Regions from separate parts of the Homo sapiens genome. Here region 1 is linked to region 2. A link is an interaction called in ENCODE POLR2A ChIA-PET data of the cell type or tissue named here. Cell type or tissue: Panc1. All regions are shown on one strand.

Region 1 (4,000 bases), 290 kb after region 2:
ATGCCCTGCTGAGCATCCCTGTGCCAGGCTCTGTGTGTTTTTGTAACTGGGTTTCTGTAGTATGTCTCTGTAAGTGTGTGTGTGTGTGTGTCTGTGTGGGTCTCTATGAGTGTATCTGTGAGTGTGTCAGTGTGTCTGTCTCTCCGTGTGTCTGTGGGTGTCTCTCTGTATGAGTGTATGTGTCTGTGGGTGTGTGTCTGTGTGCATCTCTGTGTGTGTGTGTGTCTCTGTGTGTCTGAGTGTGTGTCTCTGTGAGTATGTGTGTGTGTGTCTGTGGGTGTCTCTCTGTGTGAATGTATGTGTCTGGGTGTCTCTGTGTGAGAGAGAGTGTGTGTGTGTCTCAGTGTGTCTCTGTGTGTCTGTGGGTGTCTGAGTGTATGTTTCTGTGTGTGTGTGTGTCTGTGTATCTCTGTGTGTGTGTGTCTATGTGAGTGTGTGTCTCTGTGTCTCTGAGTGTGTGTCTCTCTGTGTCTGTGTGTGTCTCTCTATGTGAGTGTATGTGTCTGTGTGTCTCTATGTGTCTCTGTGTGTCTGTGTCTCTGTGTGAGTGTGTGTCTGTGTCTCTGTGTGAGTGTGTGTCTGTGTGTGACTGTGTGTGTGTGAGTGAGTGTGTAGCCATGTGTGCTGTTGTGTTTCCTCAGGTCCTTGGTGGATGCTGGGAGTCGCAGGGAAGCGCGGCTGGGCACCTTCCATCTTAGGAACCGGTAGCGTCTCTGAAGTGCTGGGCTGGCGCCTGAGTGAGCTGAGTGGAGGGAATGGGTCCCTTTCCCTGGTAGGTGCTGCCCTGTGGAGCTGCCCCAGCCACTGTCCCTTCCTGGCTCCTCTTCCCCCTCCAGCCTCCTACCCTGACCCTTCTGGGGAATCTGCGTCACTGACCAGGTAACTGGCAGATACCGCTCTGCAGGCCCGCCCAGGTGGCTCCTGCCAGAATTCCCTGGAGGTGACCTGCACAGCTGACAGGACAAGGGTCCCACCCAAGGCCATCATGAGCATGAGGACTGGGCGGGCGGAGGCGGGCGTCTGAGGGTATGTGGGTTGGGGGCCTGCAGAGGGGACTGATTTCTGAGCCCTTGGAACCAGTGCGGCTGCCTCTTAGTGAACTCGGGACAGGCAGCAGCTGGGAAGGCCAGAGGCCTGGAATTTACTCTTAAGCAGGGTTTATAGAATAAGGGCTGGGGTGGCTCAACACCTCCAAGGCCTCTCCTCCTCTTCCCTCCCATCTGGGGCAAATGGTGAGCTTCTGTCCCCTTCTCTCTCCCAGTGACTGGTAGGGGGAGGCAGGAAGGGGAGAAAGACCTCTGGTCTCCGGGGCCCCGGGCTGTCCTGCCCTTGCCCAGAGCTGCTCTCAAGGCGGCTATAGCCAGACAGATTCCTCAGCAGCCCTCTGCGCTGAAGGCTGTCATTATCCGTGGTCACAGTGGAGAAAACCGTAGCTCAAAGGAGTTAAGTAACTCACCCCACGCCACCCACTGTGAAACAGGATTTGAACCCAGAGCCTTGGCCCTTTGCAGAGGCACCCCTAAGCCCCCAGGCACGGTGGGGTCGTCTGAGCTTTGAGGGTTCCACTCTCCTCACATGCAACCCCACGCCCCGCGTTCATCCCCACCCAGCCAGCCTTCTCCTGCTTCGTCTCCTCCAATGTCCACAACAGCCCCGTCCATCCAGCACCACACGGACAGCCGGCTATGGGCTGGGGTGGTGATCCAACAGAGAATGAAGCAGATGTAATCCTACTTCAAGGAACCCACATTCCAGTGGGGGAAGACAGAGAAGGAACCAGAAAACAGTCAGTCACAAATGACAGTAAGTGGGATAAAGAATAAACAAGAAAACCTCATTTGCATCGGGGAATTGACAAGGTAGCCATATCATAATTTTAAAGATAAGGAAACTGCAGTTCAGAGAGGCTAAGCAACTCGTCTGAGGTCACACAGCAACTGAATAATGGAGCTGGGATTTGAACCAAGGTCATGTCCAGCTCCACAGGCTGTGGGGATTGCACCACCACTCACTGTCCTGTAAGAGAAAGCACATCTCCTCTCTTCAAGGGGTCCTGTGGGGATTAAGCTGGCAGAAGCTGGCACCCACTAACTAACTGCTCAGTACCCACTCCCTGTTGGTATTTCCCGTGGGGAGGAAAAGCTGAGAAAATCATAGCACTGCCTCTGATACACCCTCTTCACTGCCTCTGATACACCCTCTTCACTGCCTCTGATACACCCTCTTCTGCAGGCTTTAAAATGATAAGTGACACGACATGGAAAAATGCTCAGGAGTCTAATGTTCAGACAAAAGGGGTGCAGCACTATTTGAATAAGATAATCTCAACTCTAAACTTTTTTTTTTTTTTTTTTTGAGACAGAGTCTCACTCTGTTGCCCAGGCCGGAGTGCAGTGGCGCAATCATGACTCACTGCAGCCTCCATTTCCTGGGCTCAGGTGATCCTCCCACCTCAGCCTCCCAAGTAGCTGGGACCAGAGGTGCAAGCCACTACTCCTGGCTAATTTTTATATTTTTTGTAGAGATGGGGTTTTGCCATGTTTCCCAGGCTGGTCTCAAGCTCCTGGGGCTCAAGTGATTCTCCCACCTCAGCCTCCCAAAGTGCTGGGATTACAGGCATAAGCCACCAGGTCACTGGAAGTCAACAGGCTACACAGAGATGGGTGTCTCAGGCAGGATCACAGCTGACTGTCGTTTGCTTCTTTATATTTGTATAAGCAAAAAATATCTCTAAAGAACAAGTATTGTTATTTATGATCTTAAAAATAGAAGGTGGGGCTGGGTGTGGTGGCTTAGGAGGCTGAGGTGGGAGGATTGCTTGAGCCCAGGGGACAGAGGCTGCAGTGAGCCAAGATCTCACCACTGCACTCCAGCCTGGATGACAGAGAGAGAGCCGGTCTCAAAAAAACAAAAACCAAAAAACAAAACAAAACAAAACAAAACAAAAAACAACAGAAGGTAGAGTAAAAGCTTCCCCATGGATCACTCTCCAAATAGATTCTTTACACACAGGTAATGTCACTCAGCCCTTTGGGTCCAACCCCTTGTCCCCCAGCCCCCGAGTGGTGCTCTTCGGGGGCCCTCATCCATTGGCAAGTGACTGTCTATTCACATCTCTCTTCCTGTTGTTGAGTGAGTGAGGGAGGGAGCCTGCCGGGGATCCACAGCTCCCAGTTTCCACTCACTCATTACACAGTGCTCTTGGCCCTGCATGTGCTGTCACGGCCATTTGGGGTCTATATCCTGTCTCTTAGAGGACAGGGACTAAATCTCTCAAATTCAGGTTTCTCCTGTGTCCCTACCTGGTGCCCGGCCCGGGCTGTTTTTCTCTGTTTCAAATGCCAGGGCTACTTATGGACTCCTATTCAACCTGCAAAACCCTACTTGAATGCTCCCTCAGTTCTGAAGCCTCCCTGGCTGCTCCTTCCAGCCTCCCCACAACAACAACAGCACCACCACTATATAATGGCTAAATCTGTTGAGCAGTTGCCATGGGCCAGACACTGTGCTGAGTACATGGATATGTTTTCTTCTTTAATCCTCACAACCCCTCGAGGTGGGTATGTTTACCTTCTGCATTTAATAGGTAAGCCGCAGACAGACAGTGACTCACCCAAGGTCATGCAGCTCATAAGAGCAGATCTGCCTGACTCAGGATACCCATTCCTCACTGCTAACACTAGTCTTTTTTCAACCTCCACTAGTGCACAGATGTGAGCATGCTGACTGGTGAACACCCCTGCCTCTCCCATGAGCGTGCAAGGTCCTCCAGGGAATCTTATTCATCTCGTAACCCCAGCATCCAGCATGGGCCAGGCACAAGAGTAAAAGCTCAGCTAACATCATCACAAGACACCAGCCCCAGGAGGATACCGAGTGCCCCTTCTCTACCCAGCCTTGCCTTCCTAGCCCAGAGGGGCTTGCACTAATGCTGGACTTGGCTTTCATTCCTGGAGTTCAGCTGCAGCGCACCCTCCCACCGGCGACATGAGCTGGGTGG
Region 2 (4,000 bases):
CACTGTCTCTATAGAAGAAAAAAGCCGTCTGTGTGTGGTGGTATGCAACTGTAGTTCTAGCTACTTGAGAGGCTGAGGTGGGAGGATCCCTTAATCCCAGGAGTTGGAGGCTGCAGTGAGCCATGACTGTGCTACTGCACTCCAGCCTGGGTGATGGAGGGGGGCCTTGTCTCAACACACACACGCACACCCACCCCAGATAGGGTATGATTGAATATTTCTGATTATTAAAAGCCCTGGGCTCTCTTGCTGGTTTTCCACGAACTTGGTGTATGTCCTGAGACAAGTCATGCAGTCTTCGTGCATCAGTTTTTCTATATATTAAGGGGACTGAATCATTAGAACATTTCTGAGCTTCCATGTAGCTCTAAAAGTTCTGGAATGATTTCAGCCTCAGAAGGTTGTTGAGGTTATGAGTTCATTATGCATTTTTGTTTATAAACATGATCTATATTGAATTGTTTCTATGTTAGATTTTAGAAAGGGATCTTCAGGCATGGCTGGTTATTAAAGAATTATTTTCTCAGGGCTGGGCGTGGTGGCTCACGCCTGTAATCCCAGCACTCTGGGAGGCTGAGGGAGGCAGATCACCTGAGGTCAGGAGTTTGAGACCAGCCTGGCCAACATGATGAAACCCCATCTCTACCAAAAATATAAAAATTAGCGGGGTGTGGTGGCAGGTACCTGTAATCCCAGCTAGTCGGGAGGCTGAGGCAGGAGAATAGCTTGAACCTGGGGGACGGAGGTTGCAGTGAGCCGGGATTGTGCCACTGCACCACTCCAGCCTGGGTGACAAGAGCGAAACTCCATCTCAAAAAAAAAAAAAAAAAAAAAAAAGCTTTTCTCAGAAAATAGGGAGTATAAAATGGTGGTTTTCAACCCTTTTTTTTTTCTTTTTTTTAATCTAAGAGGTATTAGAAAATATAGATGTCCAGGTCTGCCTCTACATATTCTGATTTAATTGGTCTAGGGCCATGCTCAGTCTCTTTTTTTTTTTTTTTTTTTTTTGAGACGAGGTCTCGCTCTGTCACCCAGACTGGAGTGCAGTAGTGTGATCTCAGCTCATTGCAACCTCTACCTCCCAGGCTCAAGCAATTCTTCCACCTCAGCCTTCTGTGTAGCTGGGACCACAGGCATGCACCATCACACCCGGCTAATTTTTTGTATTTTTGGGAGATAGGGTTTCACCATGTTGCCCAGGCTGGTCTCAAACTCCTGAACTCAGGCAGTCTACCGGCCTCGGCCTCCCAAAGTGTTGGGATTACAGGCGTGAGCCACCGTGCCTGGCCAGTGTGTGTGTTTTTTTTAAAATGCTGATGTTCAACCAAGGTTGAGAAAAACTGTTTCAAGAAGATATCTGAGGGCTTTTTCATTTTTAGGGGGTTATATGGTACCCTGCTGAGAATGGATTTGTTTGTGTTCTATACCTTGGTGTCATGAAGTCCGATAATTAATGTAAAATTCTCAATTTCCCGCCTAGCCCAAAATAAGTACTCAGCAATGTTGGTTGACTGTGTCCTATTTAATAATATTTTTATGGCACCATGCTCCATTAAACTCAGAACAATTTGTAGAAGTCTTCTAATTTATCTTCGACTATAGATTCCAGAACTCTTTGACTTACATTTGACTAAGTAAAAAGATGTCTTTCTGCCTCTAGAAGACAGTTTTTCCTAGAAACATTGATTCTGATGCCTAATTTTCTTTACCCATTAATTCATGGACTTATTTTTATTGTTTTTCACACATCCTCACAATCTTTGCCAGGAACATGGTGAGCAGGAATACTTACCTTTCAGGGCAGGGAGAAAGGTCAGAGCCTCAGGTGGCCTCTGAGTGACCTCAGTGCTAGAGCTGTCCACCTGTTTATACTCCTGGCTATCACACCTTTATCCCATCACAGAAGCTTACAAAAGGAGTAATTATTAGAGTTTGCTTTGTAAAGCCTAATTTTGGATTTCCATTTAATAATTAAAGCTGGTTTTAGGGAAGCCCCTAAACCAACCTGAGTTTTCTTGAAATACTAACTTGTGTCTTGCTGTTATCTGAGTCACACTTTTATCCTAATTTTTAGATACGGACGGCCTGACCCTCTGCTCCGGAGAGAACACGACATTCGCGTGAGCCTCCGGATGGCCTCTGTGCAGTATGTGCATACTCAGCGTTTCCAGGCAGAGGTGGTGGCCTTCATTCAGCATTTCACTCAGCTGCAGGATGTCTTAGGGCGCCAGCGAGCTGCTATTGAGGGGCAGACGGTAGGTAGCCTGGGCCCTCCAAGCTGCTTTTCCAGTTTGACTGATCAGTAGAACTTTTAGGCCTCTAGAGATGAATCTGGAAGAGTAAAGGTAAGTTATCCTTGCTAATATGTTCTCCGTGTAGATTAGCTACAGACATCTTTGTGTAATTGAAGAGCTTTGTTCCTTATTTATTGTATCTCACTTAAATTACCTTCAAACTTTAGCTTTCACTTTCTGTAAAAAAAGATAAGGGAGGTTTACAAAGAACACTTAAGACTTCTGGTCCCTTTTAGGACTTCAGTGGGGATGTTTCTCTTGGAAAGTGGTAGGTTTTTTCTAAATGCAGTAGATCAGAAGTTCTAAACTGAGTTCGTGGCCCCCGTGGGGTCCTGGTAGTTTATTCATGGCACATCCTAGGCCAAAGGAAACACCTAATGGTATTTCCGTTTACAAAGTAAGTCAGTCTAAACAACAAGTACATATGTCCTAACAACTTAGTAGGTGTTTGAAAAAATAATAACACATAAATGGAAAGAATAATATTTTATTTAATTCTTAAGTAACCACAATGACTGGTAGGAGGTATGTGCCTGTTAGGTATTGCATAACTTCTCAAACTTGGAATCAGGTTGGACATTACAACCCTCACTTCCTGTCCACATTTATCTTCTTATGGTACTTGCTTTTTCTCACAGCAACCGCTGAAGACCCAGCTTCGCAAAGATAATACCTTACTGAAAGGAGTATAGAATGATCTATTATTGAATGCCAACTACCACAAGCTACTAGTTAGTGCAGTGTCTGGCAGATGTTGTTTTTCCTTCAAAAATTTAAAATGTCCTGGCAGCCGGGTGTGGTGGCTCACGCCTGTAAATCCTAGCACTTTGGGAGGCCGAGGCGGGCAGATCACGAGGTCCAGAGATCGAGACCATCCTGGCCAACATGACGAAACCCCGTCTTTACTAAAATACAAAAATTAGCTGGGCATGGTGGCACGTGCCTGTAGTCCCAGCTATTCGGGAGGCTAAGGCAGGAGAATCGCTTGAACCTGGGAGGCGGAGGTTGGAGTGAGCCGAGGTGGCGCCACTGCACTCCAGTCTGGCGACAGAGCGAGACTCCGTCTCAAAAAAAAAAGTCCTGACAGCTGCAAGCCTTTGCCACCCTGTGGTGTCTCAGTGCAGTTTGGGAACCATAGAAAATAACAATGTACTTTTGTAACAACGTGTTATTTTTCCTTTTTTAAAAAAACTTTATGGCCAGGCGTGGTGGCTCACACCTGTAATCCCAGCACTTTGGGGGGCGAGGCGGGCAAATCACTTGAGCTCAGGAATTCGTGACCAGCCTGGGCAACATGGTGGAATTCTGTCTCTACAAGAAATACAGAAATTAGCCGGGTGTGGTGAGGCATGTGTCTGTAGTCCCAGGTACTTGGGAGGCTGAGGTGGGAGGATGGCTTGAGCCCAGGAGGTGGAGGTTGCAGTGAGCTGAGATCATGCCACCTGCACTTCAGCCTTGGTGACAGAGCCACCATGACTCAAAAAAAAAAAAAAAAAACAAAACTTTATTAGGTAAAAGATTATAATTTAATAAATAGATACTTTATAGTGGCAGCATTTTTAAAAATTACATTTTAATTTAAATAAAAAATGTTTGACTTGGTAGATATTGATTTGGTACAGTAGCAAAGTGAAAAAGGGCATTTGGAGAAAAGTCTCCTCAATTATTTTTCTCCAACTGTCTAGTTTCTCTCTCTGGAAGCAACG

Evidence for each region. ChIA-PET counts read pairs that join two places held together with the same protein. Peaks named below come from ENCODE experiments on the same cell type or tissue, not always from the same donor. Only the 100,000 strongest peaks of a DNase experiment are listed, where the experiment ranks them.
Region 1: POLR2A ChIA-PET joins it to region 2 with 5 read pairs; 4 of 35 experiments call an interaction of 5 or more read pairs at or near these places.

Annotation. Positions count from the first base shown.
Region 1 is chr1:12,584,806-12,588,805 of GRCh38, forward strand. The region is part of intron 1 of DHRS3 (dehydrogenase/reductase 3); the gene reads right to left. Among named protein-coding and RNA genes, the nearest start is that of MIR6730, 7.8 kb to the left of the region's middle. In Panc1, no CTCF peak of the experiment used is centred here; no DNase peak of the experiment used is centred here; H3K27ac peaks cover 4,000 bases.
Region 2 is chr1:12,291,450-12,295,449 of GRCh38, forward strand. VPS13D (vacuolar protein sorting 13 homolog D) reads left to right here. Exons shown (of 70, transcript NM_015378.4): 24 at 2,075-2,255. Among named protein-coding and RNA genes, the nearest start is that of VPS13D, 63 kb to the left of the region's middle. In Panc1, no CTCF peak of the experiment used is centred here; no DNase peak of the experiment used is centred here.